Linked DNA regions of Homo sapiens: regions 1, 2 and 4 are each linked to region 3. The links are chromatin loops, found by intact Hi-C in ENCODE. Cell type or tissue: ovary. All regions are shown on one strand. Region 1 has its middle 64 kb from the start of WDR75. Region 2 overlaps WDR75 (WD repeat domain 75). Region 3 holds the start of SLC40A1 (solute carrier family 40 member 1). Region 4 has its middle 53 kb from the start of WDR75.

Evidence for each region. A loop is a pair of places that touch in the nucleus more often than their neighbours do. Peaks named below come from ENCODE experiments on the same cell type or tissue, not always from the same donor. Only the 100,000 strongest peaks of a DNase experiment are listed, where the experiment ranks them.
Region 1: a loop joins it to region 3, with 2.0 times the contacts of the local background. A loop is called at or near these places in 8 of 110 quality-filtered maps.
Region 2: it touches region 3 in a loop (4-fold over the local background); 49 of 110 quality-filtered maps call a loop at or near these places.
Region 4: a loop joins it to region 3, with 2.3 times the contacts of the local background. A loop is called at or near these places in 7 of 110 quality-filtered maps.

What each region holds. Positions count from the first base shown.
Region 1 is chr2:189,501,509-189,509,508 of GRCh38, forward strand. No RefSeq gene overlaps it. Among named protein-coding and RNA genes, the nearest start is that of WDR75, 64 kb to the left of the region's middle. In ovary, no CTCF peak of the experiment used is centred here; no DNase peak of the experiment used is centred here.
Region 2 is chr2:189,468,528-189,476,527 of GRCh38, forward strand. It overlaps WDR75 (WD repeat domain 75), which reads left to right. Exons shown (of 21, transcript NM_032168.3): 15 at 1-42; 16 at 817-912; 17 at 1,549-1,718; 18 at 2,292-2,351; 19 at 5,659-5,805; 20 at 6,190-6,281; 21 at 6,686-7,025. The coding sequence ends at 6,890. Among named protein-coding and RNA genes, the nearest start is that of WDR75, 31 kb to the left of the region's middle. In ovary, no CTCF peak of the experiment used is centred here; no DNase peak of the experiment used is centred here.
Region 3 is chr2:189,577,487-189,585,486 of GRCh38, forward strand. It overlaps SLC40A1 (solute carrier family 40 member 1), which reads right to left and starts at 3,300. Exons shown (of 8, transcript NM_014585.6): 1 at 2,932-3,300; 2 at 2,327-2,394. The coding sequence starts at 2,974. RefSeq lists silencers at 3,254-3,313, 3,384-3,553. In ovary, a CTCF peak has its summit at 3,406; DNase peaks (open chromatin) are centred at 2,962, 3,385, 4,133 and 4,504; H3K4me3 peaks cover 4,452 bases; H3K27ac peaks cover 6,669 bases.
Region 4 is chr2:189,490,243-189,498,242 of GRCh38, forward strand. No RefSeq gene overlaps it. Among named protein-coding and RNA genes, the nearest start is that of WDR75, 53 kb to the left of the region's middle. In ovary, no CTCF peak of the experiment used is centred here; no DNase peak of the experiment used is centred here.

The DNA.
Region 1 (8,000 bases), 76 kb before region 3:
TACTATACACTTCTTAAAATTACTGCACACTTCAGTATATCTTTCTGCCAGGGAAGACCTTGTATTACCATCAAACAGAATCAGTCGTATTCTTCCTACCTTGTATCCTATGTAAAACCACACACTATCTTCATATCCTTGAAGATGTAACAGGAAACTTGCACCCCAACCATGTGATTTCCATCATAGTAAGAATCTATTTCTAGGGATCTAAAAATGGATCTAACAATGACAAGCTGTATCAATTATAGAGTAAGAAAAAAACCTCGTTCAGCTCTGCTTAACTCACTTTAATATATATTTGTCTAATGTTTGATCATTTTTCAATTAGGAGGAAAATGACAAAAATAATATTTGTTTGAAAAAGTTTGACTTTATAGTAATTCAACAATAATCAAAAGAGATCTAACTTGATGTTTTGACCAGTTGGTATACACCAAGTGCATTGTGGTTTTTTAAAATAGTGACTCGTTTTAATATAAATTCTATTAACACTTTCTTCCATCCAAACAATGAAAGATAGTTTAGAAATTTCATTCAAGGGCATGATTTCTCTCAACCACTGGCTATAGTATAAGATGATTTTAGGCAAGAGATAATTTAGAAGGAATTTACAGAAAACAGACTAATGATTTTTCTAGGATAAACATGAATTAAAATCACATTTATTTTCTTATGATTTTCCCAACTGTAGCTATTCACAAAAACTTTCTAAGTTTTAGCTAATTGACTTTTAGTAATACAACATTTTATCCCACATTGAGACTAGAAAAAAACTTTCATCATAACAGTTTCAAAACATTTAAACTTTTGAATGAGCCAATGCCAGTCATACAGTCTTCATTATTCTCCACCAACATCTGGGAGAGTCAGTCCTTCAGCATGAGTTTAACAGGTTAGCTTTTTAATAACGCACTCCAATTTGGTCAGGTGACAAAACACGAGATGAATTTTTTTTCAGCATAGCAAATTAAACCCATATAATTTGTTAACAGTAAATTTTAGTCTGATTATAAATGTTATAGATTTCATGATCCCATTATAGCACAAATGAATTAACTTATATTTTCCATTTTATGAGTCTATTTTCAAGCCAACCATCTGAAATTACAGTATTTAATAGGAATATTTAAGAAGTATATTATTGTTTTAAAAAATATGCCAGATACAAAAGTTTTTGCTTAATTCTTCCTCTATTCATATTTAAGAAAGAATCTAAAATGTTTGGGAAACTTTTTAAAAGAAAATGTCTAGTTGCTAGTAATTACCCATTATCTAAAACTTTACATTTTAAAATGTTTAGCTGCGCACTGTCATGAGGTGTTTGGCAAGCAGTTTTGAAGCTCAGAGGCCTGAAACTCTCTGAATTGACATATTTGGTAAACAAAGTCTCTTTGAAGTGCCTTCCTCCAGTGATTCAGTCTGAATAATGTAAACAAGAAAATAATTGGTAACACAGAATTAGCTACCAGACTTCCTCTATCCTAAAATGCACTTTCCCCTTAAGCTGGCAGGGGGTGGCGGGGGCATGTTTTTGTTTGTCTGTTCATTTGTTTTTATTAATTCCCTCTTCCTTCAGGGAGACCTGGTGGGGCCTGGCACTACCAGACTCCTCAGGCCCATCATCTGCTTACGGCTTTCTTTTTTTGAGACGGAGTCTCGCTCTGTCTTCCAGGCTGGAGTGCAGTGGTCTCGGCTCACTGCAACCTCCGCCTCCCGGGTGCAAGAGATTCTGCCTCAGCCTCCCGAGTAGTTGGGATTGCAGGCACGCGCCACTACACTCGGCTAATTTTTTTGTATTTTTAGTAGAGACGGGGTTTCACGGTGTTAGCCAGGATGGTCTCCATCTCCTGACCTCGTAATCCGCCCGCCTCTGCCTCCCAAAGCGCCGGGATTACAGGCGTGAGCCACCACGCCGGTCCTGCTTACTGCTTTCTAAATGTGCCATGGCCCAAAAAAAGTAAAGAAACTGTTTTCATATTAGAGGTAAATCTTACAATCAATGATGTTTGCCTAATTGGCTGCGCTTACCAAGTATATTAAACAAACTCCTTTTAACCTCTTGCTTTCTTGAGACCTTGCAGAGAATGTGTTAATTACATTAACATTATTGGCACTAAACCATGACTTAAGTTTACAGGTGACCTTCAAATAAATATTTCTGTAGCCTAGAACTAGACTTTTACTGCCACCATAAAGCTTGCCTTAAGGAGAAGACATTCTTGAAAAAAATCAAAGTAGGCACAAATCAAAGAGACTCATTTTCTGTGCTGCAATTATTTTTCTTAGTTCCTCTGAGGCAACTAATCTGCTATTCAGATTAGTTGAATTCAAACCTTGAATTCTGAAATAGACAACCAAACAAGATGGTTTTTGTGCAACTAAATGACCAGCCATAAAAGACCAAGCTGCAACTGTAAACCTGAATGATTGACATATGTTCTTCTTTTCTTTATACTGGAAAACAAAGTTTTACCCAGTTCAGAATGCCTAATCAGCTGTTATAAAGACTTCTCAACTAAATAATTGGTTTATATTTTGGATTATTACCTGAAATAATATATGACTTGGTATACTTAAAAAGTAATGATTGAAATAATAGGTATTAGCCATCTTTCCATCAATTTGAGGATTTCCCTATTGTTTTTTAAACCTGGTTAACAATTCCCCTGAACTTTAATTAAAACAAAAAAGATATATGGTCATTTCACAAAGATAACTGTATAAATCAACCATCTCACCTCCATTATATATATAAAAAAAAAGCTAATGCAGATGGAGGCACCCCTAAAATTAGAAGACCTATATATAATGCCATGACACACGCTGCATAAGTAGCTTTGATGAGAAGCTGTATTTTTCTAGGGGTATTTTTAACCAAGTGAAGAGCAATTATTGGCCGTGGAAAGACAAAACTTGGTGTTGCAACACCTGGGATGAAGGCCCTGCTCAGTCCCTTATTAGCTAGGAGACGTCGGGTTAGTCACTTAATCCTTCTAAGCCTCATTTTCCACAGCTGTCAATTAAAGAAAAATAGATTACTTCAGAGAGTGTTTGGGGATTCAAATTACATAATGGAAATGTATATGCTTTGTAAATTATAAAATTATCTATGAATGTTACTTAACGACATTTTAATACTAAAATCTGGCTGTACAGGTTTTAGGGATTATTTAAATAATCGGAAAAGAAGGCTGGGCGTGTTGGCTCACGCCTGTAATCCCAGCACTTTGGGAGGCCGAGGCAGTTGGATTGCCTCAGGTCAGGAGTTCAAGACCAGCCTGGCCAACATGGCAAGACCCCGTCTCTACTAAAAATACAAAAATTAGCTGGGCGTGGTGGCTGACGCCTGTAGTCCCAGCTAATCGGGAGGTTGAGGCACGAGAATCTCTTGAACCCGGGGGGCAGACGTTGAAGCGAGCCGAGATCGTGCCACTGCACTCCAGCCTGAGCAACAGAGTGAGACTTGGTGTCAAAAAATAATAATATAATAATAATAATAATCAGAAAAGAAGAGCACCAGAAACTGAACTTGGCACAATTAAGTATGAAGCCCTCACAAGCCATGCTTGCTCCCAAGGCTGGTGGACCCACTCCAGGACCCCGTGCCCTCTGGCTGTGGAAGACGCACTCCATGGACACCTGCAGGCTGAGGAGACAAAGTTCAGGCTTCTTGTTATTAGTTGGCTTCCTCACTCACTCTCTGTGCTGGGTTCTGGAGATATAGTGAGCACAAAAAGCCAAGGCACCTGCCCTTCTGGAGCTTAGCGTCTAGTACAGGAGACACACATTTATCAAATAACCACTCAGATACCTAAAAACAGGAAAAAGCCTTTAAAGACAGAGTTCAGAAGTTCTGAATAGTGTGAGAGTTGGACTTAATCTATTTTTTGATGTTGTCACTGTGGTTTCCAGAGGAAGTCACATTTGAACTAAAATATAAAGAATGATTAGACAACAACTAGATTTGGGGAGAGGAGCAGAAATATTCCAGGCAGGGGGAAATGCCTTCTAAAAGGCCTTGAGACAAAAGGACCTGGAAGGTGAATGTGTTGTTGGAGCCCAAGCCTGGTGGCTGCAGCAGAGGCCAGCAGGGGCCGTCTTTATCTAAGAGAAATGGGTCTTCATTATAGGATTTAAGGGAGAAAAAAGATAAGATTACTTGATTTAAGTAACACTGTGGACAATGGATTGGGGGATGGGGAGCAGGAGTGAATAACAGGAAGTTTGATTAGTATGATAAGTTTAATTTGATGAAGAATGTGATAGTGTCAAAAGAAGTAGGAGTGATATCCCGTATCTATGGACATAGATTACAAGAGTTTAGGGATAAGTCTTCAGGGCCTTCAAATTTAAGGTCTCAGTAGAGAAAGATAAGACTGAAAGGAAGTGGTAAGAAAGCAAGAGGGACCTTTAGAGGGTTTGTTTGGAGTCAGGAAAAAAAAATGCTACTGAGTGGTCAAATAAGACCATGACTGAAGAAAAATGCTCATTGCATTTAGTGAGTGGAGGTCATTAGCAAGAACTATGTCAGGGGACAGATGGGGACAAGAGCCAGATAAAGACTGACAGGGATTAAGGAAATGGGATCAACTTGTTTTTAAAAATTGGTTGTGAAAATTAGAAGTAAAAGATCATAACAGCTGAGAAGAAAACTAGTGGGGAACTATTTGGGACATTTTATTCACCCCTCAAATTATAAGAGCCAGGTCACTTAGTTTATTGGTCTAGAATGTCTTTCTCCCTTCTACTTGGGGTAAAGTTGGTCCTATTTAGACTATAGCCTTAGAGAGTATTTGAGGAGGAGGATGGAGATTAGATGAATATATATATAGACTATTAAATTTAAAAGATGAGTGAGTTATTCATTCACTCACTACCAACAAGCCCCACACCAGGGCTTATGGTTTCTAAAAGCTGCTTTCAATGGTATGGTTGTGGAAGAACAAAAAAAGACGCAACATTTCTTCACATAAGTCTGGAGCTTCCCTCTCATTCAAAGACTTCTTTCCTCACAACTATGCACAGCCATGTCCTGTTGCTTCCTAACACCTCTTGTGGGTCCATCTCACCCATCTCTGTCTTCAATGACTTGGAAACTTTCCCCTTACCTAGTCAGGTAAGGGCCCTTGGGGCCCCACTACTTGCTCTGTCTCAGTCACCATGATTCAGTCTTTCTCTTACTGAGGGGAGACTTCCTCAAGCCTCTAGCCCTTGGTGTTATGCTAGTCTGTGCTGTGTTAACCAAAATGAGATTGCAGACCTTCTTGTCACTCTGACAGCTTTCCACTATGACTCACTGATAAGAAATCGCATGTCAGAAGTTAACAATTGGAGCTTGTCTTGCAGGTCCTGCTGATCCCAGCTTACAAACATAGGTTCAACACCTTCTTAGACTCTGCGGCCTTTTCTGCGAGGTTTCTTCTAGCTGAACAGACCTGTTGTAGGGAGTATAGTATATTCTGCAACTCTGATGTATTTTCTAAACGTAAATTTATTTTCCATTACTGACCTAATTTATTAGCTAGTTAATGAAAATAATGAGAATCCCTAAGGATCCCAAATACTTTATGAAATTAAAAAAAAATTAAAGAGTATTCTGGAAGCCATTTCCCTACTCCTGGGCTGCTGAGCTCTCAAGTGAATCTAGAGTACAAACATGAAGGCTATATCTGTGGGGAATGTGTTGGCTTCTGTCTTTGAAAGGAAACAAGACAAATAACTTGTACATGGTATTAATATATTTTCCAATTTGGAAAAAATCCATAACTTAAGTCAGAAAATTGTACATTGTAAAATAAAGGCTGGGCACGGTGGCTCATGCCTATAATACCAGCATTCTAGGAGGCCAAGGTGGGAGGATCACTTGAGCACAGGAGTTGGAGACCAGCCTGGGCAACATGGCAAAACCCTGTCTCTACCAAAAAAAAAACAAAAAACAAAAAACAAACAACAACAACAACAAAAACAGGCATGGTAATGTGTGCCTATAATCCAGCCCCTGTAATTCCAGCTACTTGGGAGGCTGAAGGAGGATCCTTTGAGCCCAGGAGGTCGAGGCTGCAGTGAGCTATGATTGCACCATTGCACTCCAGCCTGGGAACAGAGTGAGACCCCTGTCTAGTATAAATAAATCAATAAAATACAATACAAACCAGGACAAAAGACGTGAACAGATATTTTTCTGAAGAGGATAAATGGATGGCAAGTAAGCAGAAGAAAAGATACTGAACATCATCAACCATTAGAGAAATGCAAATTAAAACCACAATGGAGATCATATGCAGTGGCTCATGCCCGTAATCCCAACTTTGGGAGGCTGAGGCAGGCAGATCACTTGAGTCCAGGCATGTGAGACCAGTCTGGGCAACATGGCAAAACTCTGTCTCTACAAAAAATACAAAAATTAGCCAGGTGTGGTAGTGCACGCCTGTCATCCAGCTACTTAGGAGGCTGAAGCAGGAGGATCGCTTGAGCCTTGGAGGCGGAGGTTTCAGTGAGCTGAGATTGTGACACTGCATTCCAGCCTAAGTGACAGTGAGACCCCTGTCTCCAAAAAAAATTTTTAAAAATGAAATAACACTACATACCTAACAGAATGGCTAAAATTAAAATAATGACAACACCAAGTGTTAATGAGGATGTTCAAAAACTAGATCACATATACTTTGCTGGTGGGAAGGTCACTTTACTAGAAAACAGCTTGGCAGTTTCTTATACATTTTAACGTGCAATTAATATTCAACCCTGCAATTGCACTCTTGGGCATTTATCCTAGAGAAATTAAAACATATGTTCATACCAAAACCTGTACATGAATGTTCATAGCAATCCTTATTTGTAATAGCCAAAAACCTGAAACAGACCAGATGTCTTTCAACGGATGACTGATTAAACAAATGGTGGTACATCCATACCATGGAATACTACCCAGCAATAAAAAGAAACAAACTATTGATACAACTTGGATATTCAGATAATTGTGCTGAATGAAAAAAGCCAATCTGAAAGATTATATACTATATGATTCAATTACTGTGATTTTTTGAAATGACGATTTTATAAATGGACAGATGAAAGGTCTATATATAGAGCGAAGTGAGTGTGGTTACAAAAAGGCAACAAGGGGGATCCTTGTGATGACAGAATTGTTCAGTATCTTGACAGTAGTTGATATGGTTTGGCTCTGAGTCCCCACCCAAATCTCATCTTGTAGCTTCCATAATTCCCACATGTTATGGGGAGGGATCCAGTGGGAGATAATTGAATCATGGGGTTGGTCTTTCCTGTGCTGTTCTCATGATAGTGAATAAGTCTCATGACATCTGATGGCTTTAAAAAAATGGGACTTTGCCTACACAAGCTCTCCCTTTGCTTGCCACCAACCACATAAGACATGACTTGCTCCTCTTTGCCTTCTACCATGATTGTGAGGCCTCCTCAGCCACATGGAACTGTGAGTCCAATTAAACCTCTTTCTTTTGTAAATTGCACAGTCTTGAGTATGTCTTTATCAGCAGCATGAAAACGGACTAATACAGTAGATCGGTACCAGATGGGGGATGTTACTGAAAAGATACCTGAAAATGTGGAAGCAACTTTGTAACTGGGTAACAGGGAGAGGTTGGAACAGTTTGGAGGGCTTGGAAGAAGATAGGAAAATGTGGGAAAGTTTGGAATTTCCAAGAGACTTGTTGAATGGCTTTGACCAAAAGCCTGATAGTGATATGGACAATCAAGCTGATAAGTGATAAGGTCCAGGCTGAGGTGGCCTCAGATGGAGATGAGGAACTTGTTGGGAACTGGAGCAAAGGTGACTCTTGTTATGTTTTAGCAAGGAGACTGGCAGCGTTTTGCTCCTGCCTTAGAGATGTGTAGAACTTTGAACTTGAGAGAGATGATTTAGGGTATCTGGCAGAAGAAATTTCTAAGCAGCAAAGCATTCAAGAGGTGAGTGGGGTGCTGTTAAAGGCATTCAGTTTTATAAGGGAAGCAGAGCA
Region 2 (8,000 bases), 110 kb before region 3:
AAAATGGCATTCTTTGCTGTTGGAATCTGCTGAGCTGTGCATGTAAGATATTTTTTACTCTAAAGTGATCTGGCAAAGCGCATAAGGAGTTGACATTAAACTTTGGCATTTTAGGACTTAGGGATCATATCATCAGGTCTGTACTTGGAATAGTCAGTTTTTTACGTGACATATGATGCCACCAAAATTTGGAATACTGGGCCTGTAATAGACATTATTTATTAACTGCTTAATTGTTGGTACGTCAGCTTCCATTATCCTTACCTTTTTCTACTGTTTTCAGTGTGTGTGACTTTCTGATGCCCTCCATATTCCCCATCCTCGTAACAATTTGAATAATGTTTTCTGCTCATTTTTAATACTTACTAATCTACATTATCCCTGACAGCTTAAATTCAAATGTAGTCTATCACAGTCCTAACAAATGTGAACTTAGTGGCATTTTACCCATTTGAGTGTATGTTTGGAAGGCATAGTAGCTGCTTATAAATGAATGTGTATGGTAACTTTTTTCAGTATTCTTTACAGTTAACTCTGGTTAACATACTGTACACATTTAGCAGCATCAGAAAAGCACTAGACATAAATTTCAATGAAATAATAATCTTTTCATAGTTTGTACAAGGAGCACTACAGTTCCAGTATGTTTTTCTTTCGGCCTCTCACTTTAGTGCAGCATTCTACAAATCATTTCAGTGTGTCTCCATGTGTGTTAGTTGGAAGCATAAGATTCCTCTTCCTAAGAATAAGAGAAGTTTTTTAAAGCTTTTGGTAAATCTTTCCTTAGAAGTGAATCACCTTTGTTTTTCCCCTCAGTGGAGTGGAATGCAAAATTAAATGTTAGAGTTATGGAACCCGATCCTAATTCAGAGAATATTGCTGCAATCTCTCAGTCTTCAGTGGGTTCAGACTGTAAGTACAAACCACACTTTGTAGTAAGAGAACATCTATGACCTAAGTTTTCTTCTTAATATAATTTGAGCCAAACTTGCCTTCACATCAGATGTTAATTGGAAGCCATTTTGCTTGAGGCACGGCCCTTCTTTGCCCCAACACTTTGTCATTGTGTGCGTCCATACTTAGTTCTAGGAGAGCTCCAATATGTTTCTTATTTTTCCACAAGCCAATTCGTACTCAATCTTTAAAATTCAAGAGATTTCACCAGTTTGACATATTTCCAACTGCCCCTGAGAAGCTTTAATTGGTCATCCTCTATGTTCTTGAAGCAGTTTCTACATATCTCATTTCTAGTACTTACAGACAAAATACTACTGTAATAATATTTTGGTTTCTGTCTTCTGCAGTGGGCCCTGGCCTCTGGAGCACGAATTCTTCTTTCTGTTTTTCATCCTCATAGCCCTCATTCCTAACCTGCCTGGCCCATAGTAGGAACACAGTAGATACCTCTTGAATCAAAGCCTAAAACAGTCATGACTTGGGCCAGTTACTCAATGGGGTGAGTCCCAGGATTAGTGTGATCTGCCAGTCTGAGGCTAGAACTAACCTTTTCAGGCAAAATGTTATTGTTTCTTTGTTTTTTCCCTCTAGTGTTTGTATTTAAACCTAGTGAGCCAAGGCCATTGTATATTCAAAAGGGTATCTCCAGAGAGAAAGTCCAGTGGGGAGTGTTTGTTCCACGAGATGTCCCTGAATCCTTCACCTCAGAAGCTTACCAGTGGCTAAATAGATCCCAGTTTTACTTCCTAACAAAATCACAGGTAACTGCCTCCCTCAAAAAAGGCGATCACTTTGTACATGGAATTTTAGACTAATAGCCCATGACTATTGGTGTGAGTTTGTTTCTAGGTGAAACAGCTTCATTAAAGGATTATTTCCCAAAAAATTGTCTAATATGCTCAGTACAGCAGCATTATTAATGTAAATGTATTACCGTTTTACCCCACACTTTTGAGGTTCCTTAGGTATTGCTTGTATTAACTCTGTGACAGCAAAAAAGCAGAAGACAACTAAAATACTTTAAATTGCATGATTCTTTTTTCTTTTTCTTTTTTTTTTCAGTGTTTGATTTGCAATTTTTAAAATGGTGGCTTGAGTTTTGTCTGTCAGTTATATTTTTTATTCATTACCATTTCTTAAGTATCTCTCAGACATAATCTTGTAACTCTCATCGTGGTTATTAAATAGGTTTAAATCTTTTATTCCTTTTCTGTTGTCAAATATATATATCAAAGTGAAAAATTTGACCTTCTCATTTTTTAACACCCTGTAACACCTTGTTTAGATTTGCACTCTACAGTTTGTCTTTTGCATCATTAATTCTCTCTTTTCAGAGTTTATTGACATTCAGTACAAAGTCTCCAGAAGAAAAACTCACACCAACAAGCAAACAGGTATGTTTTAGCCATTCATAGCAGGATGTATTGCCTCCCTAAAAGGATACAATTACCTTTTAGAAGTCAACTATGAAAAAAATATTTCACTTGGCCCTAAAATAGAATTAAAAGCCATATACTTATAAACTGATATGTGTCTCTTGAAAGTTTTAGTGCTCTTTTAAAATTATTTTAATTTATAATATCAGTAATATATAATTCTGATTTAAAGAGTCAAATATTTTTACAAGGCTCTTCAGAAAAAACTTCTCCAACACCACTACCATTACCCACAAAGACAATCACTCTCAAATCTTTTAGCTGAAGTTTTTATTTAACTCTGAATCTCTAAGAAATCTCTAAGAAATGTTTATATTTCTAATTATAGGTTTTTCAGATTTAGGTATTATCTGTTAACTCTGATCTATTGACGCTGAATTTTTAGCTGTTTTTCACATCAGCACTCCCTGCATATACACAACACACACTTTCCCTACTTGTCCCCCAATTTTCCCCATATGGGTAAATGTTAAATTGGTTAGTTCAGTAGTCATTGTCATAGCTGTGTTAACACAATTCATAGCCAAGCCATGTAGTAATAGGCAGATTGTTTTTCCTTTTGTGACCAAGTTTTTATTTTCTGTGGAGTTAATGATTGCCTTGTTTTTTCATTTGCTTAGTTTTCTATTCTCATGTAATTCAACCCCAAATTCTGCTCAAGTTGTGTAAGTATTCTCTCAGTGTTTTCAGATACATTAGGTATTCTTTCAAGTCATAAAGGATTATTTCCAAGAGCCTTCTGACTGTCTTCAGTCTGGACTGATTGCTCTGGAAACCTGCTACACAGTAGTCATCCTAGGATCTATATTCACCATCATTCTGGGGATTTGTTTGACCTCTACTCTATTAGTGGTGTGGTTTTTCTCTTTCTTTGGTCACTCCCCTGTTTTGGTGAAGCATTCTTTTAGTGCATTGGAGGTCAATTTAAGACCTTGCATGTTTGGAAATGTTTTTATTCTCTTTCACTTGATTATTATAGAGTTGTAGGTTGAAAATCATTCTCGCAGAACTTTGACATTATTGTCCTATTATTTTATAATTTCCATTATTACTAGAAGACCAATACCATTCTTGTTCTTGTTCCTTTGTCTGTAACTTGGCTTGTTTATTTTCCTTTAAAACTCATTGGATTAATTCAATAATTTTTTGTTAATTATTTACTGTACGCCAGGGACCATTGTAGACAGTTGGGATACAGTAGTGAGAAAAGTAGTCAAGTCTCTAAACTTGCGGTATTCACAGTCCACCAGAAGATAGAGACAGTAAACAACATGCATTAAGTAAAATATGGAGTAGAGAAGGTGGTAAGAATTGTGGTGGGGTAGAGAATAGACGAAAAGATGGCATGCATGGGATGCAGCTTGTAATTTTAAACAGGGAAGTCTACGTAGGCCTTATTGAAAAGATTCTGACTTTTTCTCTGAGTTACATATAGGGCCCCTTGGAGAGTTTTGAGTAGAGAACTAAGGAGGAGCTAATTACTTCTTTCTCTATTCTTTTTCTAGAACTCCTATTATTTAGTGCTGGACTTTCTAGAATGGTTCTCTATTATTCTTATTGTTTTGCCTATTTTTTGTTTGTTTTCTGGAAGATTTCCTCATCTTTATCATCAAATCTTTTTTTCTTTTTCATGGTCTGTTTCCATTACATTTTTTTTTGTTTTTGGTTTGTCTTGGTTGCTGCCTTTCATCTAGAGGTTTTCATCAGAGTCTGATGATTCTTGGCTGTCTTTGGATTTAAAAGTGGGTTAAAAAGCCACTTGGAAGTTCTCTGCCTGTGCAGAACTTATCCCTTGGCTTCCACTATCTGAGCTAATTTATTGAGACAGTCTCAAATGTCATTACAATTGACCCTTGAACAATGTAGAGATTGAAAACCTATGTATAACTTTTGACTTCCCAAAACTTAACCTGAAGCCTTACTGATAACAGTTATTTGTATTATATGTATTATATACTGTATTCTTACAATAAAGTATGCTAGAGGAAAAAAAAAAGTTAAGAAATATCATAAGGAGGCCGGGCACGGTGGTTCTTGCCTGTAATCCCACATTTTGGAAGGCCAAGGCAGGTAGATCACTTGAGGTCAGGAGTTCGAGACCAGCCTGGCCAACATGGCAAAACCCCATCTCTACTAAAAATACAAAAATTAGCCAAGCATGGTGGTGCATGCCTGTAATCCCACCTACTCGGGGGCTGAGGCAGGAGAATCACTGGAACCTGGGAGATGGCGGTTGCAGTGAGCCTAGGTCACACCACTGCACTCCAGCCTGGGTGACAGAACAAGACTCCATCTCAAAAAAAAAAATTATAAGAAAGAGAAAAATATATTTATTCATTAAGTGGAAATAGATCATCACAAAGGTCTTCATCCTCATCTTCACATAGAGTAGGCTAAGGAAGAGAAGGAGTTGATCTTGCCATCTCAGGTCTGGCAGAAATAGAAGAAACTCCACATAGACGTGTTATTCGAACCCTTGTTATTCCAAGGTTAGCTGTATCTTTAGGTCTTACTTAGGCTGGTCAAATTAACCATAAAAAATTCTATGCGTTCCTGCCTAAAGGATTTAGACCTACCTGTCAGTGTTCTGAGAACCCCCTACATGAAGTACAACTGCCTAGATATGAAGATACCACCACCACCACCACCGCTATCCATACCTAGCCTAAAGATGTAGAGCCCTCTGCTGGGGCTGAGGAGGAGCTGTGGGGTGCTTTCTAAGTAGACTTTCCACCAGCCCGTCTGGTTTGTCTAGTCCCATTTTCACCCCACATCCAGAGTTACTATTATTACCAACTCCTGAGCATTTGCAGGATTCTGTAGTATGAATTGGGATGCTTCTTGGCTTTCCCTACAGCCAGCTTAGAATTGTGCTTTCTCAGGTCTACTAAGTTCAATACCATCCTTCAGCCTGCTCTCCAGTTTCCAACATGTTACTGTTAAGGCCTTTTCCCTCATTTTCTATCATTGTGAGTATGTGCCCTTTGAAAACCCTTTTGCTGTCATTTTTGTGGGATTTGGTGAAGAAGCAGTGGTAAATGCATGTATTATTCTGTCATCTAAGTGTTCACTGTTAGCTCTTCTCATAAGTGGGATGCTAGGCCTCAGTTGCTTTCTCTGTGAAATGAGAGGATCATACTAACTGGATAATTTGTAAAATTCCTTTCATCCCAGACTTTTTATGATTCTGTAGTACTTACTGTTAAGTCAAACACAGTTCTTCCTTTTTTCTGAAATAATTTCTCTTTGTCTTAAATCCTTAAAGCTGCTAGCAGAAGAAAGTCTTCCCACAACCCCATTTTATTTCATATTGGGAAAACACAGGCAACAGCAGGATGAAAAACTAAACGAAACTTTAGAGAATGAGCTGGTACAACTACCCTTAACAGAAAACATACCCGCAATTAGTGAGGTAAGTAATTATGAAAACCATGTGAAACAGATTAAATGCACTTAAAGCACCTGAAGTTGGAGTTTTGACACAGTCAATCTGTAATTTGTATGCTGTACAACTTTAATACCCAAACTAAATAACTAACAACAAACCGAGTAACTTAACCTTGTGATCTGGGATTGTTTTGTCCTGGACCTGGTGTAGGGATAGGGGTGGTTGTTGGCATAAATGTAGGAAGGTAGAAATGTATTTTTCTTTGGTTTGGCTTTTGTATAGGGAAAGCCTTTTCATGTTTCACTCTTGGCATTTACAATAAAAGGGACTCCGTGAGGACACTGTAGGAACAGACTGCGGTGGAGGATAAGCTTTTTAATTGCAACCGTGTTTTCTGTTTGACTCCAGCTTCTTCACACTCCAGCCCATGTCCTGCCATCTGCTGCTTTCCTGTGCTCCATGTTTGTAAATTCATTGCTGCTGTCTAAAGAGACTAAGAGGTAAAGCAGTTCTTAAGACAGGTTTGGACACTCTCTTTTGGGAAACAGGATCGTTTGTGTTTATCCTTTTTTAGAGTATTCTTCCACTGTATTTCTTTTTATTTCATAAGTTTTAAAATAGATTTAAAGGCTATAGGATTATTAAGTCAAGTAACATACATTGAAAATAAGTTTCAAAAAAGATCTTGTATGTGTGTGTTTTAAGGGCTTGGTACATAATTTAAAATTACATGTTTGTAAATTCACCTGCTCTTTTATAAATAACCCATAATTTTTAAAGTGTACTTAGTAACAAAATTCTTCATTTACTTTGTGTGATTATATTTCTACATAGGTGTCAAATTAGAAAGTTACTGTTTAGAAACATTTAATAGTGTTTATATTTTATTCTGTTATTGTTAAAGTGCTAAGGAAATTCCTGAAGATGTAGATATGGAAGAAGAAAAAGAAAGTGAAGATTCAGATGAAGAAAATGATTTTACCGAAAAAGTCCAGGATACAAGTAACACAGGTTTAGGAGAAGACATTATACATCAGTTGTCAAAATCTGAAGAAAAAGAACTGAGAAAATTTAGGAAAATAGACTACAGCTGGATAGCTGCCCTTTAAGCCTTGGAGATGGGGAGGATCCTTGGACTTTGTGTTTTTGATTGTATGTTGATATTCTAAAAACATCTATTTTAATGTTATTTCTGTTCTAAAAATAAGATAATAAATATTAACAAACTTTGCTTTTTTAAAAAACTGATAATATGAACATGTATTTGCATCATGCTTTACAGTTACTGGATCATTGATATACCACATCATCTCATTTTTTTATTTTGAGTCACACATCAGCCTTATAAAACAAGTAGGTATTTTCTTCACAGGTGATACAGCAGAACTGAGACTTGAACTGTACAGCATATGTCCCCTAAGCTGCAGTTTGGAGATACGAAAAGATTTGAAAGTTAAAAGGCTTTGTTGACATAATTGTTTTAACACAAATTCATTTGGTGGCCAAATGTGACCTGAGCTGGAGTGAGGTTTCTTTAGTCCTGATTTATTCCTCTTAGTGTATTTATTTCTCTCAGAGAAATTTAGAGACGAGTTGATTATGTGGTGTTCCACAAACCTCACTGAGGATATTATATAATAATATGGGCTGCCTAAAATTCTGAATTCAGATGATCTGACCCAAAGTCCAGTTGCTAGTAGAAAACGATCCAGATCCCCTGTTTTAGTTAAAGCAGTGAAGCTGCTACATCTTAACCACCTAGCATTTTGAGTTTTCCACTTCCCTAATGCACTTTTGTAAAATTTATATTTAGAAGTTAGCACAAAAACAAAGCGTTTGTAAGAGCACATCTCAATGAATGTTCACAAAAATTGCTGCAAATGGCTTTTTAGTTTGTGCTGTAGACCAAATGTTTGTTGTGCCCCCCTAAAATTCAAATGTTGGAATCTAATCCTCAATGTGGTATTTGGAGATGGGGCCTTTGGGAGATGATTAGGTCATGAGACTGGAGCCTTTGTGAATAGGATAAATGCTGTTACAAAAGAGACACTGGAGAGCTTCTTTGCCCCTTCTAACACGTGGGGATACAGCAAGAAGAAAACCATCTGTGAACTATGAAGTGGGGCCTCACCAAACAGCAAATCTGGTGCCTTTTTGTTAGACTTTCCGACTTCTGGAACTGAGACATAAGTTTCTGTTTATAAACCACCCGGTCTGTA
Region 3 (8,000 bases):
TCATGTTATCAGATATAAGCAACTGGCCCCTCTTTTTCACTGTCTTACACTGTCATCTTTTTGTTATTAGATATCTTTTTTAAAGCCCATACTAAATTGTATTATAAGCTCCTTGACAATAGTATCCACTTTTTTTTTTTTTTTTTGAGACAGGGTCTTATTCTGTTGTCCAGGCTGGAGTGTAGTGGTGTGATCACAGCTCACTGCAGCTTCAAACTCCTGGGTTCAAGCAATTCTTCCACCTCAGCCTCTCAGTAGCTGGGACTACAGGTGTGTCTCATGACACCTGGCTAATTTTTAAATTTTTTTTTGCAGAGACAGAGTCTCCCTATGTTGCCCAGGCTGGTCTCAGACTCCTGGGCTCAAGGAATCCTCCTGCCTCCCAAAGTGCTAGGATTACAGGCATGAGCCACTGCACCTAGCCAGGATCCACTTCTTACACTATATTGTATTTTGATAATATAGAGTAAAATGCATTGATCCATTGGCAGATAGAAATGAAGTCAGAAATAAAAGGCATTCAACCCCACACAAAACTAACCTGAGGCAACCTTCTACTCTAATGCCCCTACGTTCAGTGCATAAGAAATCATGACTTGGCAGGGTGGGACGGAAAATGCATATATATATAATACATATACACACACACATAATACAGAAACATAAATGTTTTGTTGTAACAAAATCAGGCAGAGTGCCACACAAGAGAAAAAACATAAAAAGCATAATTACCTAGTGTTAGAGACATTCCTCTTTTGCACTCCTTTGCAGCGGAAAGGAGTAAAAATCCACTAAACCTTATATGATTGTAGTTGCTGCTGTTTGTTTAATCCAACTTTCTCATGAGAACTTCCTTTGCTTGACTTACTGTAAAGTTGGGATAAGCATGTGTCACCTTTCTTGTGGGACTTTTAATGAACATGACAAAATATCCTCCTGGAACAACCACGGTGCCACTGGTTTTCTGGCAAATCTGACCTCCTAACCTATTAACCAAAGGTCACATAAACCATAATCAGAACTTGGAAGAGAGGCATCTTCTTCCTCTAAGAGCAAGGCCAGACCACAGGCTGAGAATTTCAGATACTATTCCCATCACATGTTATTAATACTTAATATTTACTGAATTAAACTGGGGGAACAAACTATTGCTTTTTATTTATTAAGGGTTGTTTCACTAGGTTTCTACTTAGCATCATCAGCTGTTGGAATTAAAACAAACTCACACCAATTCCACTTTGTTTACATGTATTTGCAGAGTCACCCCTGTGTAAGCCTCTGGTAAGATAGGAGCTTGCTTTTCTAAAATGTCATCTATAAACTGCTATTTCTTAGAGAACCAATAATGTAGCTTAACAATTTCTCAAAGGTATTGGGTATAGATTTCCTCTTCCAGTGGTTTCCATCCATGTCTTAAGGATGATCCAATATAAGTTTCCAATTTAAAAGGAAAATAACATTCAAAAAATTTACTCTCAAAATTCTTTCCATTCTTTTTAAATACATATGAGCCATGGACAGAATATAGCCAGATTTATTGCTTTTAAACAATAATTGTTTAATGTTAAAGATTCTAATCATCACTGAACATATATCTAGCACCCTTCTAGTTTATTATTTTTCGGAGAGAGTTTTAGGAGCCCAGATCTACAGAAACACTAGGTCTTTTCCAGGACAACCTAGAAAGTCAGAGGGAAAACTGTAAATCCATTGCTGATATTCATTGGATGATTAATTTTAAGATAGCCTCCACTGCCCCAAACTTTATCTAACTATAGATAACATTTTTAAAGACCAGAATTTTTGTCACTCAGATATTTGTTCTGGGGGTCATTTATGTTTCAATTAATCTTAGAATGTTATTATTAGCTTAAGTCAGTCACTCTACCATTCTATTGTATTCTCATGGTGCTGCACGCTGGAACTAAATTTTAACAAAAAAAGAAAACAAAATATTTTAAAATGTGAAGAAGAGAAGGTATATGAGACATCCATCCATCTTTTGTAGCAGATATGTCTATTTACCAAAGCTACTAATGCAACATAAAATTTAAAAACAAGGCAAATATTCCTTTCCTTGATAATCTTGTCTGGATAGTTGTCTATCTACATAAACTACGATGATCTGATAATTAAGTTGCATTAACTAACACTCATGGGGAAAGATCTTCGATGTAAATAACGTTTTCATTAAAGCATGTGTACTTGGATGATTTATTTCTTTAACTGCTTGACAAAACTGGAAGTTGGCTTAATACAACTGGCTAGAACGAAAGGAAATAAAAAATTGCGCAACTGTGTTGTAAGACTATGCATTCTCACTTACCCAAGTAGAGAGAGAATGACCAAGGTAGAGAAGGAATTTTGCAGAGGTCAGGTAGTCGGCCAAGGATCCTGCAAAGACACAGGCGGGGTGACAAAAAGCGATGGTAGTCACTTAATGAGCTGAGGGCAGAATGCTTATCCATTTGATCTCATTAGAACATGATTATTAAAAACTACTTTGCAGGACAAACCACGTACATTTTATCAAGTTACCTATGAACCGATGTATTTCGTTCACTTAATACCATTCACTAAATTCAGTTATTGACCTAGTCAATAACTGCCCAACTTCACATTTCACATACAGTGAAGAAACTCTTGTTTCAGCATTCTTTTTTGGGTTGGTTGGTTTGTTTGTTTTGTTTCTTTTTTACACAAGGCAATCCAAACTGCCCAATCTACTCCATCCGTGCCTGTGTGCAAACCCCTTTTCCCACACCCTGAATTTCCTTTCTTCCTTAACGTCCACCAAATATGAGTCAAAGGATCTTTTTACAAAGCTATGGTTCACAGCAGAGCCACATTCCTCCAGAACTCGTGTAGAGTTGCTTGTCTCCAAAGCCCCACCTGGGTTTCCACCATATGCTTTCGGTCAACGACACTCACCACAGCATCCTCTCTGGCGGTTGTGATCTCCCGCCCTGGTCATGACACTAGGCGACCCCGCTGGCTCTTCTGCGGCTGCTATCGCTGCTGCTGCTCTCGCTGAGGTGCTTGTTAACAGGAGTGCAAGGAACTGGAGATAGCACCTCTAAAAACACAACAGCCTTGGGCAAAAAGACTACAACGACGACTTTGGCAAAGAACAAAAGAAAAGGGGCCCAGGGATTTTCTTTTTTCCTTCTTTCCAAACTTAGCTAACACTGTAGCTGAAGTTGGAAAGGCAAAGCCTTATGGAAGCGGTTTGGGAGGCTCAGCAGGTCGTCCGAGCCTAGCGGACGCCCTGAGCCAGCTCTCTCCGCCGCCGCCGCCGCCGCCGTGGGCCGGGCCCAGCTCTTATACCGAGTCGGGGGCGGAGCTCCCTGCGACCTCCGACTGGGGCCGCCCCGTCCCCTTCAGGGCCGCCCGGGCGTCCCCGCGGCGCGAGACGAGCTCCCGTCAACCTTGCGCGCCGGGCCGTCCCCGCGCCCTTGCCCGGAGGAGTCGCCCACCCCGGGCGCAAGCGTCCAACCGGCCGCAGACACCCTGCGCGGCTTGCGGGGACCTTCGCCTCGACGCGTTCCACTCCCCGGGTTTTCCTGCTCTCCGGGAAGCCGCGAGGGCAACCTCGGGGGGCGGCCGTGGGGCTGGGAAAAGGAGGAAGGCGCGTGGAGCCGGCGGGGCGGCGTAGGGAGATTCTGCGCGAAACTAAGCGTCAGGTGCTGGAAGAAAGCGCTGCGCACCGGCTACCCCGCAGTTCAGGGAAAGGGCGGCCGCCGGACGGTCGCAGTGCAAAGCTCCAGCGCGAGCTTGGTGGGTGGGGATTCCTTTTTTAACGAAAATAATTTTTAATACAGGTATCTAAATAAATATAATTCATGCCACAGAGGCCGCTTTCCTGGCCGTCCCATTCCGGCCCGCCTGCAGCAGAGAATGCCTTTCCTTCCCCGGACTGCATAGCAGGGCTTCCCTCAAAGAACCAGAATCAAAGGGCAGGAAGGGGGCGCAAAGATCAGAGTCCATCCCTCTTGAGAGGAGCAAACGGAGGCTTGCAAAGGTGAAGTCCCGCAGCGAGTTACAGACCTACCCGTATCCCCAAACTGGGGCCTCCAAATCCGTCCTGGAGACAGAATGAGGATGCTGCAGCCCCAGCAAACCCTTCACCATCATTCCTTCTCCCTCTGTACCCTCTCACCCCGCCCCCACGCGCGCGTCCCTTCCCCACCTAACCTCCAAATGCCCCAGTGACAGGCTTACCAGGAATACCGGTTATCCCAGTTGTGTCCCTGGATCTGTCCCTGTCCAGATAAAGCCATTCGGTGGCCTCCTGGAGGGTGAGGTGAATGACTAAAGAACACCAGACTCTAGCCTTGGTTGACTTCGTTTTAATCCTGCTGTGCCAAACCAACCCCTGGGGCATACCAGCCCCTTTTGCCAGTAGGTTACCTTACCCTTCTTAATCTCACGAAAACCCTGGTAGTGGATCCTACATATTGAAACTCCAACCAGATGCCACACCTTGAGCACAGGCCAGACTGACACCCAGTAGTGAAGGGAGCCACGCATGAGTATGTGCCCTGTATCTGCACTCTCAATCAGGAGCCCCAAAGGTCTACGGGGTGGGTGCAGCTGGATTCGGTTGGGATGTGGTCTGGTGAGTAGAGATAGGGGTTACAGTTTAACTACTGCTTTTCACTGCTTTTTGCCTTTTCAAGCCCTCTTTTTTCCTTTCTTTCACACGACATTCAAGTTCTTTCTCCCAATTTAGAGAGGTTTTGGTTTGCTAACCGTGGAGAATAGGGTCATTTATACATGCATCCTTGAGAATAAACCAAAGTATACTCAGATGAGTGAACTAAAGTGAAGGAGTGAACTGGTAAATAAACCCCTCCACTTTATGGCGATCCCTTATTAGAGATGAATTTTTTGACAGGTCCTCAACAAGGCACAAAGGATAGTGATAGTTTGCACATTTGTCAGAGTGTGTCTCAGCAACAAGGACCTCCAAGTGCTTTACATTAATTATTACATATTATAAGAAGGGGTGTCATGCTGTCCCCAACTTCCAGGTGGCTTTTTAAAAGTTCGGTTGGTTAAAAAAAAAATTACTTCCCGTAGACACTGTTTAAGAAGTATTTGTGGAAAGAGTGGCTAAGTCAGCATATACCTCAAAATGTGATATGGAGTCTCTGTTCTCCATTGTCACCAAGGAGTCCCCAGAAGCCAAAACCGAGAGAATGTTATAAAGAACAAATGGGATACTGCAGTGAAGCAAGTAGGAAAGATACTTTGGAAAGAAAACAAGCAAGGTTCATGACATTAAAACCAGTGAGTGAGCTGTGGAAGGGGAATCTTAAATCCTAATTAATGAGAATAGTTGAGATATGTTAGTTGGGGCTTATGAAATGGAAAGAAATTGAAAATGAAAATAGAATAAAAATCCTCAAACTATTCAGAAAGTGCAAAATGACAGAATTCTTTTGGCTTTGACATGCTAGGTTACAAAGCACCGCTTTAATCACAAGACCCTTCGGGCTCTTCCTCCTTCTGAGAAAACATTTGACCAGTTGAAAATTAAGATTTCTTCCAAAAGTCATATATATGTTTTTGAGAACACAGAACATACAACATTCCCATCAATTTAATCTAACTAAGAAAGTCATGCAAGTTTTAAGTCAGTTTACAAAAAATAGTAGATACCCTAAAGACCATGTGCCAATTCATTTTCAACATGTTTTAAAGTTTGTAACTAGGTTAACCACCTTTTTAAAAATCCCAGCCAGAATAAAATGTATATGGCTATTTAAAATTCATTTAAAGTGTTTATAGTTGGGAAATAAAAACGGTTTTATCATTTCATTTTTAAGTTGTCTTTTCACTTACCGGCCAGGCATCCTCAGTTTCCTCTGCCATATCAGATGTGCTCACCAGGACAAAGGCAGAATAAAGAATGGTCACTATTCCACTGCTCTGAAGAAAAAAAGTAATAGGGTTATCACCAACTATTACAGGAAGGGCTCCAATCCAGGACTGTGCTTCTGTTGGATGTGAACCTTTTTACATTAACTTAGGAGCTATAAAGCCACGTTTCCATTCAAAAATCTTTCTCAGTGTTACAGGCAAATTTCAAGAACGGTTTTATATTTCTATAATATGAATGAATGGCTCTTGAGAAGTTTAAGTTCAACATCTACTTTAAATTACAGACATCCTATTGAAAGATAAATATCCTCCCAGGTCTTCATTTTGTTTGAACATTTCAAATAGATTTGACCTTGCGAAGTTTCTTATGAATGCTGGCTCTCATTGGGGGTGCTCTCTTGCTTCCTCTCTCTCATACACACACACACACACACACACACACACACACACATATACACAGTAGTCTACAGTTTCTAGTTGGAAAAATTAAATACAGAATTCAGAAGATTCCAAAAGAAATATACTCCTAAGGCAAATCCATAGAGACAGAGAGCATATTGGTTGTTTTCAGAGCCTGGGAGGAGGGAAGAATAGGTAGTGACTGCTTTATGGGTGTGTAGTTTCCCTTTGGGGTGATGAAAATGGTCTGAATCTAGATAGTGGCAATGGTTTTGCCACAATGTGAAATAATAAAAGTCACCAAAATGGCTCAAGTGGTGAATTTTATGTTATGCAAATTTTAGCTTGATTAAATATATATATATTCTTAAAAGGAAAGTTTGCCATTTTTCAATAATGGTATTGATTGAGATAAATGTAGGCCAAATGTAGTCTCAGGAGATCTTAATCAAATAGAAAGAGACTGTAGAAAGAAAAAAAGAGAAGTCTTGTCCATTACGCTGACTGGAAACTAAAACATGGAACTAAGTTAACTGTTTAGTTTTCTCCATATACAGCCAGAAAATACATAAAATTCTATTTAATAAATATTTCAGTCTCTTAACTTTTGCCGTGGATCGTCACTTTTGCTGTCTAATCTAACTCTCTCATGTTACAATGTCAAGTCTGTTCTCCTGTATTCTGTCTGAATTCATTAAAGCGCAAAACAAATGCTTGGTATCACCACAACAGTATCCCCTTCACGTTCTCCAGATGCTGCTCAGCCTTGCCTTCCTCAGGTTGTATAAACAGGGATGGATTTCCCAAGTGTTCAGTTATTTTAGCTGGTATTCTCGATGCCCTTTTCAACAGCAATTTGATTGCAAGCCCCTCACAGAAGACAGCACAGAACACCTCATCCATCTAAGCAGAGTTCCTGTTAACACATTCTCATATCTTCAATCTTCCTTTTCAGACACTCTACACTGTTTCTAAGCAGCACCTTGAAGCTGATCCCTACTAAGCTGGCCATAAACATATTCATGAAGATTGCATTTTGCACTGCTGTCAAAAAGTTCAGAGTTCCTTAATGTTTTGTTTAGGACATAGTTCATGTTTCCAGTGCAAGAGTCCCTGTTTCCAGCTCCCTCCCCACCCCAACCTCTTAGTGGTATGATCTTTGTGTTTGTTCTTCTGTTTTGTTTTTTTTTTCCAGTAAATACTACTTCCATACTGCTGATTTTTCCCTTATCAAGTCTCACAAAATACCCAATTATTACAGCATGTCAATTATGAGTGCAACATAGTAAAAGATAATGATGTCTCTCAGTCATAAAATCCCTAGACAATATCCTTAGTCTTGGGTCCTTAATTTGTGCTCACACAATAGTGTAATAAGGAAAATCCTAGAACTATAAAGACTTTTATCATGTGACCTGGACAAAGCCCTCTTCTCTGATGCAATTAGGAAATACTGGCTACAGTAATTATATCAGCATTTAAGAAAAGTTAAAAATACAGTATGAAGGCCCCTCCCAAGGATGTCTGTCAGAAATATTTCATTGCAGTGTTATCTACACTGAATCAACATATATAACAATAGACACCATATATTTGGAGCACTATACAAGTGGAAGATATGACACAAGGTGCTTATCAGATATTATTTTATTTTCACAACGGCCCTATGAAATAATACTGATATTATCCCCAGTGTACATATAAGGAACTGAGAC
Region 4 (8,000 bases), 87 kb before region 3:
ATATTATGGGAATTACCAAAATGTGACATAGAGACATGCAGTGGCCACATTCTGTTGGAAAATAGTGCTGATAGATTTTTATCAGGGAAGCAAAAGCACTTCCACAGCAGAATCTTTATATATTCATTGGCTAAGATTGAGTCATTTGGCCAAGATAATCTAGAAATCAAGTGTCTGGAAAAGAAAAAGAACAACAGGATTATAGACTGGTTATAGTGCATCCTCTGGAGCTGGGCAGATTGCTGCCTGTAATACTGTGCTTCATAACAAGCAATTCCCCAAACCTTTGTGGTTTATAAGAACAAGCATTTGTTCCCCGCTTATGGACATGTAGGTCATTAATGACTCTGCTAGTTTTGGTCAGGACTGACTGGGCTTGGATCCAGGACATGTATGGTACGTGTATGTTTTTATGTCTTCCCTGCATATAACTTTTTCTTTTTTGAGACATGGTCTTGCTCTGTCATCCAGGCTGGAGAGCAGTGGCATGATCACAGCTCACTGCAGCCCCAACCTCCTGTGCTCAAGCAATCCTCTCATCTCAGCCTCCAAAGTAGCTAGGACTTGACTTTAGGTGCAAGCCATCATATCTGGCTAATTTTTGTACTTTTTGTAAAGACAGGGTTTCACTCCATTCCCCAGGCTGGTCTCAAACTCCTGGGCTCAAGAAATCCTCCCATCTTGGCTTCTCAAAGTGCTGGGATTACAGGCATGAGCCACCATGCCCAGCCAACTCCACATATATGTTCATTATGGCACTACTGGCCACCCATAGTATGTTCTTCTCATGGAAAATGAGAGAAGTGCAAGAAATCAGATAAAAGCACACAAATACATTTACAATCTCTGTTCGTGTGATATCCAGTAACATTCCATTTGCCAGACAAATCACCTGGCTAAGTCCAACATAAATGGGGTGAGGAGACATACTCTGTACACTCCATTGGAAAGTGCTACAAAGTCGCATGTCAAGAGGTGTATATGCATAATTCAATTGTAGAATGGGAATGGATTGGGAACACAGATCTAATCTATCACCTCATTCCAAACAAAACTGGTACCCTGACAGCAAGCAAGAAAGGAATGATTATTGGCTAGCCATGCAATTGTATCTTCACATTAGAGTAGTTGTAAAAGCCCTTACGAACTTAATTGGCAGGAGAAAAAGGAGAAAGTAAGGAAATGGTTGAGTGACAAATTGCTTTCCCGGGCAGAGGTTTTCAGCTATAACATTAATGCTGACTTCAGGAGTGCAGAGCTGGGTGCATCTACCCCAGAGAGTGAGTTCTGAGAGCCTTCTACCTTCAACTGCATGCTCTTCATGTTGAATTAAAAGTATTTTTTGAGCATGAAGAACATGAGCCTCAAACATAACATTTCCTACGATTTTTTTTTTTTTTTTTTGTATTTTTAGTAGAGACGAGGTTTCACCGTGTTAGCCAGGATGGTCTTGATCTCTTGACCTGGTGATCCACCTGCCTCGGCCTCCCAAAGTGCTGGGATTACAGGCGTAAGCCACCGCGCCCAGCCATACGATTTTTTTAAAGTCAGGCTTTCACATACTTTCTAATTCTCCCATCTCACTTTTTTTTTTCAAGTAATTTGGTTGGGTGCAGCTGCTTATGCCTGTAATCCTAGCAATTTGGGAGGTCGAGGTGGGTGGATGGCTTGAGGCCAAGAGTTCTAGACCAGGCTGGCCAACATGGTGAAACCCCTTCTCTACTAAAATTATAAAAACTAGCTGGGTGTTGTGGCGTGTGCCTGTAATCCCAGCTACTTGGGAGGCTGAGGCAGGAGAATTGCCTGAACCTGGGAGGTAGAGGTTGCAGTGAGCTGACACTGGCCCCAATGCACTCCAACCTGGGTGACACAGTGAGACTCTGTCTCAAAAAAAAAAAAAAAAAAAAGTAATTTGTTTTGAGTCAGCACCCTTGGAGTTTATCCACCTAAGAGAGAAACAAAGAAATCAAAAGTTAAAAATGCAAATCCCTCCAGAGTTTCCAGAGTTTGCAGATATTTTAAATGTGCTGAAGCAGCGCTGGTTATAGTGGGAGCCAGCCTCCAACATGGTCCCCAATGATCCTCTCTTCCTAGTATTCAGATCCTTGCATAGTCTCCTTCCACATTGTGCCAGACTTGGTCTGCGTGAACAGTAGTATACAGCAGAAACAACAGTAGGTCACCTCTGAGATTAGGTTATAAAAGGCACTGCTGCTTCTGTCTTGAGCACTCTCTTACTCTCTCCCCTCGATTTCTCTCTCAGATGACTCGCTTTGAGGGAAACCCATTGCCATGTTGTAGGCAGGTCTGTGGAAGGTCCAACATGGTGAGGAATTGAGTCCTCTCACTAATGGCCACCTGATAAGGCATCTTGGAAGCATATCCTCCAGCTCAGTCAAGCCTTCAGATGACTACAGACTTAGTCGATAGCTTGCCGGCAACTCTGTGAGAAACCCTAAGAGAAAACCACCAGACTAAGCAACTCTGGATTCCTGACTCACAGAAAATGCCTAAGATATGTTTGTTTGAAGCTGCTAAGCAGTTGGCATAATTTATTACACAGCAATAGACAACTAATACCATCACAAAAATATGCAATCACCAAGACCCCATTGGAAATGTTAACTCAAGAACACAAAGACTTACTTGGCACTCACAGATAAGGAAACTACCACTGTCAAATCTGCTGCCCAACATTCATAAAACTAGTGTCTGAACACTGAAGGGCTCATGTAATAAAAAGCCAATACCTAGTCAATGACCACACTGGCACGCAGCAACAGTTGAAGCAAAAGATTGTGACCTAGGCCTCACTTTCTCTTCCAAATCTCACATCTTACACAACTATTTGGCAAAACCTAATTTGCATCTAAATCAGTAACTGCAAGAAAGCCTTGGAGGTACAAGCTTTAGCTTTCCAGGCTGTGTTCTATGGAAATGCGCAGTGGAAGGAAATTAAATGGATATTGAGTGATGCTTCACTATATCTACTATAGTGGGCTATTGTGAGCTAATTTTTTCAAACATTTTGAAAATCTTAGATTTAAAAAAGATAAAATTTAAAACCAAGACACTTATTACCAAAATTGGCTCAGGAAGAAGTATAAAATTGGAATAAATCATAACTATTAAAGAAGCCAAAATAATCCAAATTCTTCCTCAAAAGTTGCTAATATGTTGACAGTTTTATAACCATGCTTTATCAGACTTACAAAAAAAGTTAACCCCTATCCTAAAACACAGTTTTTAAAAGAAGAGCAAATATGAGCATATACAAAGCGACTTGACTTATTTCACAAAGCTGAGATAATTTTGACACCAAAACCTGGACAAGGATTGTATAAGAAAAGAAAATCATAGGTAATATCATTGATAAATACAGATGCAAAACTCCTAAATAAACCATTAGTAATTTGCACTCATTTAATGTACAAAAATAGCACTATATTATTTGTGGATCTAGGAATTCAAGGATTTTCCAGCATTGCCTGTTTATGGAGGTCTTGGGCATATAAGTAATCTTAAAATTCTTGGTAATAAAAGAGATTCCCAAGGAAATAAAAAATAGACTACAAAAAGTGATTTTTCTAGTTTTCTAGTCTAGAAAACTTAAAGTGATTTTTCTAGTTTTCTCTTTACTTAAACATCTTGCAGAGGAGACCTCAAAGGAGCAGCCAGTGAAATATGGGCAGGGCTGGGAAAGAGGGATGTGTGGTCTCAAGATAGCCGAGAGAAGAAAGTACACCAAGTGCCCACATGCTCAGACGTCAAATAAGATGAGGACTGATAATTCCTATTGCTTCTGTACTATGGTGGTCACTGGTTCTATGATAAGCATAAACTCAGTGGAGTGATGAGACAGAAGCCTAATAGGAATGGGTTGAAAGAAATATAAAGTGAGAAAATGGAGCTGAGATGACAGAAAATTCACTGAAGTGAAACCCTAAAGAAGAACAGTAAATGGGTTGGTAGCTTGACTCTTAAAAGGAATGGGATAAAAGAAAGATTGTGTTTGTATTTGTTGTTGTTATTTAAGAATGACAGATACTGCAGCATATTTGATACCAAAGGAAATAATCAGTAAGTAAAAGTTAAATGGTGCTGGAGAGACGAGAGATAATTTTGGGAGCACTCCTTCTCCTTCAGCCATAAACACCTTGCCAATTTCCAACTCAGGTGAAACTCAACTGTCTGCCACTCTCCTGAACTCAGCTAGGCTGAACACAGAGGAAGAAAAATACACAGCTGATCTCACTTAAAATCTGTGACCACATATCTCAAATGGGCATTTAACACCAACCAACAATCCTACCATATTTCCTTACGATGGTTTCTCCTGTCTCTGAAAACTTATTCATGTCCTTCTCCTCCTTCACTTTTAGTTGTTCACTATGTCTCATACATCACAGAGAAAATAGAAGCTATTAAACATTGTCTCATCGTCCCCCCACCAAATCCACCTGCTTTCTGTATCTGCCTTTTTTCTTGTCTCTCCAAGTGCTCCAGACTCCACTTCTTTATAACAGGAAACTGGCTGAAGGATAACTGCACACATTAACTCAGAACAAGTTAGGCTTAGAAGAAATAATAAACACAAAATAAAACTGAAAATCACTAAGCCCATATACAATAAAAATTTGAATAAAATTAATGAATGAATTCAATCTCCTTGAAAAGATTAGATTTGCAAAATTTGACATAAGAAAATTAAATTTGGTAGTAATAACATTATATGGTCTGGCTCTGTGACCCCACCCAAATCTTATCTTTAATTGTAATTCGAATTGTAATCTCCATGTGTTGGGGGAGGGAAGTCATGGGAGGTGACTAGATCATAGGGTTGGTGCCCCCATGCTGTTCTCATGAGAGTGAGTGAGTTCTCATGCTGTCTGATGGTTTTATAAGGGGTTTTTCCCTGCTTCGCTCTGCACTTCTCCTTCCTGCTGCCATGTGAAGAAGGACATATTTGCTTTCCTTTCCACCATAATTGTAAGTTTCCTGAGGCCCCCTCAGCCCTGTGGAATTGTGAATCAGTTAAACCTCTTTCCTTTATAAATTACCCAGTCTCAGGCAGTTCTTTATAGCAGCATGAGAACAAACTAATACAGTAAATTGGTACTGGGAGTGGGACACTGCTATAAAGATACCTGGAAATGTGTAAGCGACTTTGGACTTGAGTAACAGGCAGAGGTTGGAAGGGTTTGGAGGGCTCAGAAGAAGACAGAAAGATGTGGGAAAGTATGAAACTTCGAGAGATTTGTTGAATGGCTTTGACCAAAATGCTGATAGTGATATGGACAACAAAGTCCAGGCTGAGGTGGTCTCAGATGGAGATGGGAAACTTGTTGGGAACTGGACTTGGACTTTTGGTTTAATGCTGAAATAAGACTTTGGGGAACTGTTGGGAAGGCATAATTGTGTTTTGAAATACGAGCAAGATAAGATTTGAGAGGGGCCAAGGGCAGAATGATAGGGTCTTGCTCTGTGTCCCCACCCAAATCTCATCATTAATTATAATTCGAATTGTAATGCCCACAGGTTGGAGGAGGGACCCCATGGGAGGTGACTAGATTATGGGGGTGGTCCATCTATGCTGTTCTTATGATAGTGAGTTCTCAAGAGATCTGATGGTTTTATAAGGGGCTTTTCCCCGCTTCACTCTGCACTTTTCCTTTCCTTCCCCTTCCACCATGGTTGTAAGTTTTCTAAGGCCTCTGCAGCCCTGAGGAACTGTGAGTTGATTAAAACACCTTCCTTTATAAATTACCCAATCTCAAGCAGTTCTTTATAGCAATGTGAGAATGAACTAACATAATGCACCCAAATAAAGGTCAAATATGAGGTGCCATCATCAACAAAAATCTTAATTGTAAAATTTACACAGAAAAGCTGTCTCTCAGAGAAAATATTTTCAGTAAAATAAAAACAAAAATGGAAAGTAATATTTTAACTGCAAATATCCATCAAAGCTATAAACAAACATGAAAGTGCCGATATTTAGAAACAAAATCAAAACAATCTTGTACAAAAATATTGTGAAAAAATTGTCCCACAGAAAGGCCAAAATATCCTATACTAATGTGATGCATTTCTTCCCAGACCTTTTCCTATGTTTTCAGACAGAACAGTGGAGTCCGGTCCCCATTTCTTCAGTTTAGGATTCCCAAGCATTTGTAGTTTGTCAGTCCCATCTCTTTCTTGCCACTGCCACACCAATAGGTTCCTTAAGGCTAATAGATGTTCTAAGGACATCGTAAGAAGATGTCTAAGGTGAGAAACCCTGTGGTGGCAGAAAGAAAATGCTTGTGGCATTGGGCTGGGCATTGTCATGATGGATGATCAGCTGGCAAGTCTGTGGTTCAGATAGAAGACAGTTCCTCTAGAGAGCAGATTGAAGGCACAGTCCCTGGAGGTGAGCCATGTGAAATACTCTGTCTTAGGAAGTGTGGATAGTTGCCTGACTGGCAAGGTCTCTGGTCCAATGTGGCTCTGAGTACTCACAGCAGTCCTTTCTTAGACCTACTGGCCTTCCACCTTCTGGAGAGGGGCCCTCTTCTGGGTGACATTTTCTATATGGAAACTCCTGGTGTCCAGGCTGCAAATTTTGCCTTCCTTTCCTAGCCCCTGGCTTCCTTTGTCTGCTCTTTTTTGCCCTATACACTTCTCCAGTTTCTCTTGTAATATCCTTTAATGTTCATTAGCAAGAACCTCAGTGTCTCATTAAAAACTCAACTCAAATCACTTGCAGAGATCTCTCTTCCTCCAAAGGAGTCCTTCCATTGAAAAAAGAAAAAAATTTTCAAAGCAAAAGTAAAAAATCAAAGTAAGCTGAGAATTTATTTTTAAGTATATTTATAAAATAGTATTTAATATATTATAAAAATTGGATATATCAGCCAGCCATGGTGGCTCACGCCTGTAATCCCAGCACTTTGGGAGGCTGAGGTGGGTGGATCACCTGAGGTTAGGAATTTGAGACCAGCCTGACCAACATGGTGAAACCCCATCTCTACCAAAATACAAAAATTAGCCAGGTGTGTGGCAGGCACCTGTAATCCCAGCTACTTGGGAGGCTGAGGCAGGAGGATCACTTGAACCCAAAAGGCAGAGGTTGCAGTGAGCTGAGATTGCACCATTGCACTCCAGCCTGGGCAGCAAGAACAAAACTCCATCTCAAAAAAAAAAAAATTAGATATATAAGAGATTATAAACATATTTCCATGCCAATAAAATCGATTACATCATAATTTTAATGCCTACATAGTATTCTAATAAACTAATGCATTATATTTTATTTATACTATCTCCCATCTATGTTTTAAATTCTTCACTACTCTAAAATAATGGTACAATAAAAACTCTTACAGAGATTTCTGTACTTGGATGATATGTTTCTTTGGGTTACATTTCTAAAAACCATTTACCAGAAGGTTGGAAATAATAGATTATCAGTATGTTTACTGAATAACTCCGCTGAAAAGTGAAGAAAAGAATGGAGAAAAATGTGGAAAGAGGAGAAAGTCAATCTAGTAAAATTTATGACCATATATTTTTATTTTATCTCCTCTTAAAATGTTTTATATTAACTTTTGAATAGGTAATAGATGCATATGGTTAAAATGTTCTTGGATTTTGAAGAATATGTGGAAGTAATTGTCTGCCTGTCATATGTCTTCTAGTTCCCCAGTTCACCTCTCCCTAGTTTCTCATTTATCCTTTTAGTTATTAGGGTGAACCATGCAGAAAAGCCATTTTACAGATCAAACACAGTTTAAGAAAATATAATGTGGTTCTATTCAATATTAGATGCATATACTTTTTAAAACATATGATCATAATATACTCATGATTCTGCCATGTATACCAGGGTATTTTGCCATAAATCTCTTTTCTTAGTAGGGATAAAGTATCTGAAAGGCAGTTTTTAAAAATTAAAACTGTCAAGGAATGTTAGATAAGTGGAGTAGAGGAGGGGTGTGGTGTTATTCATTTCCCTAAAA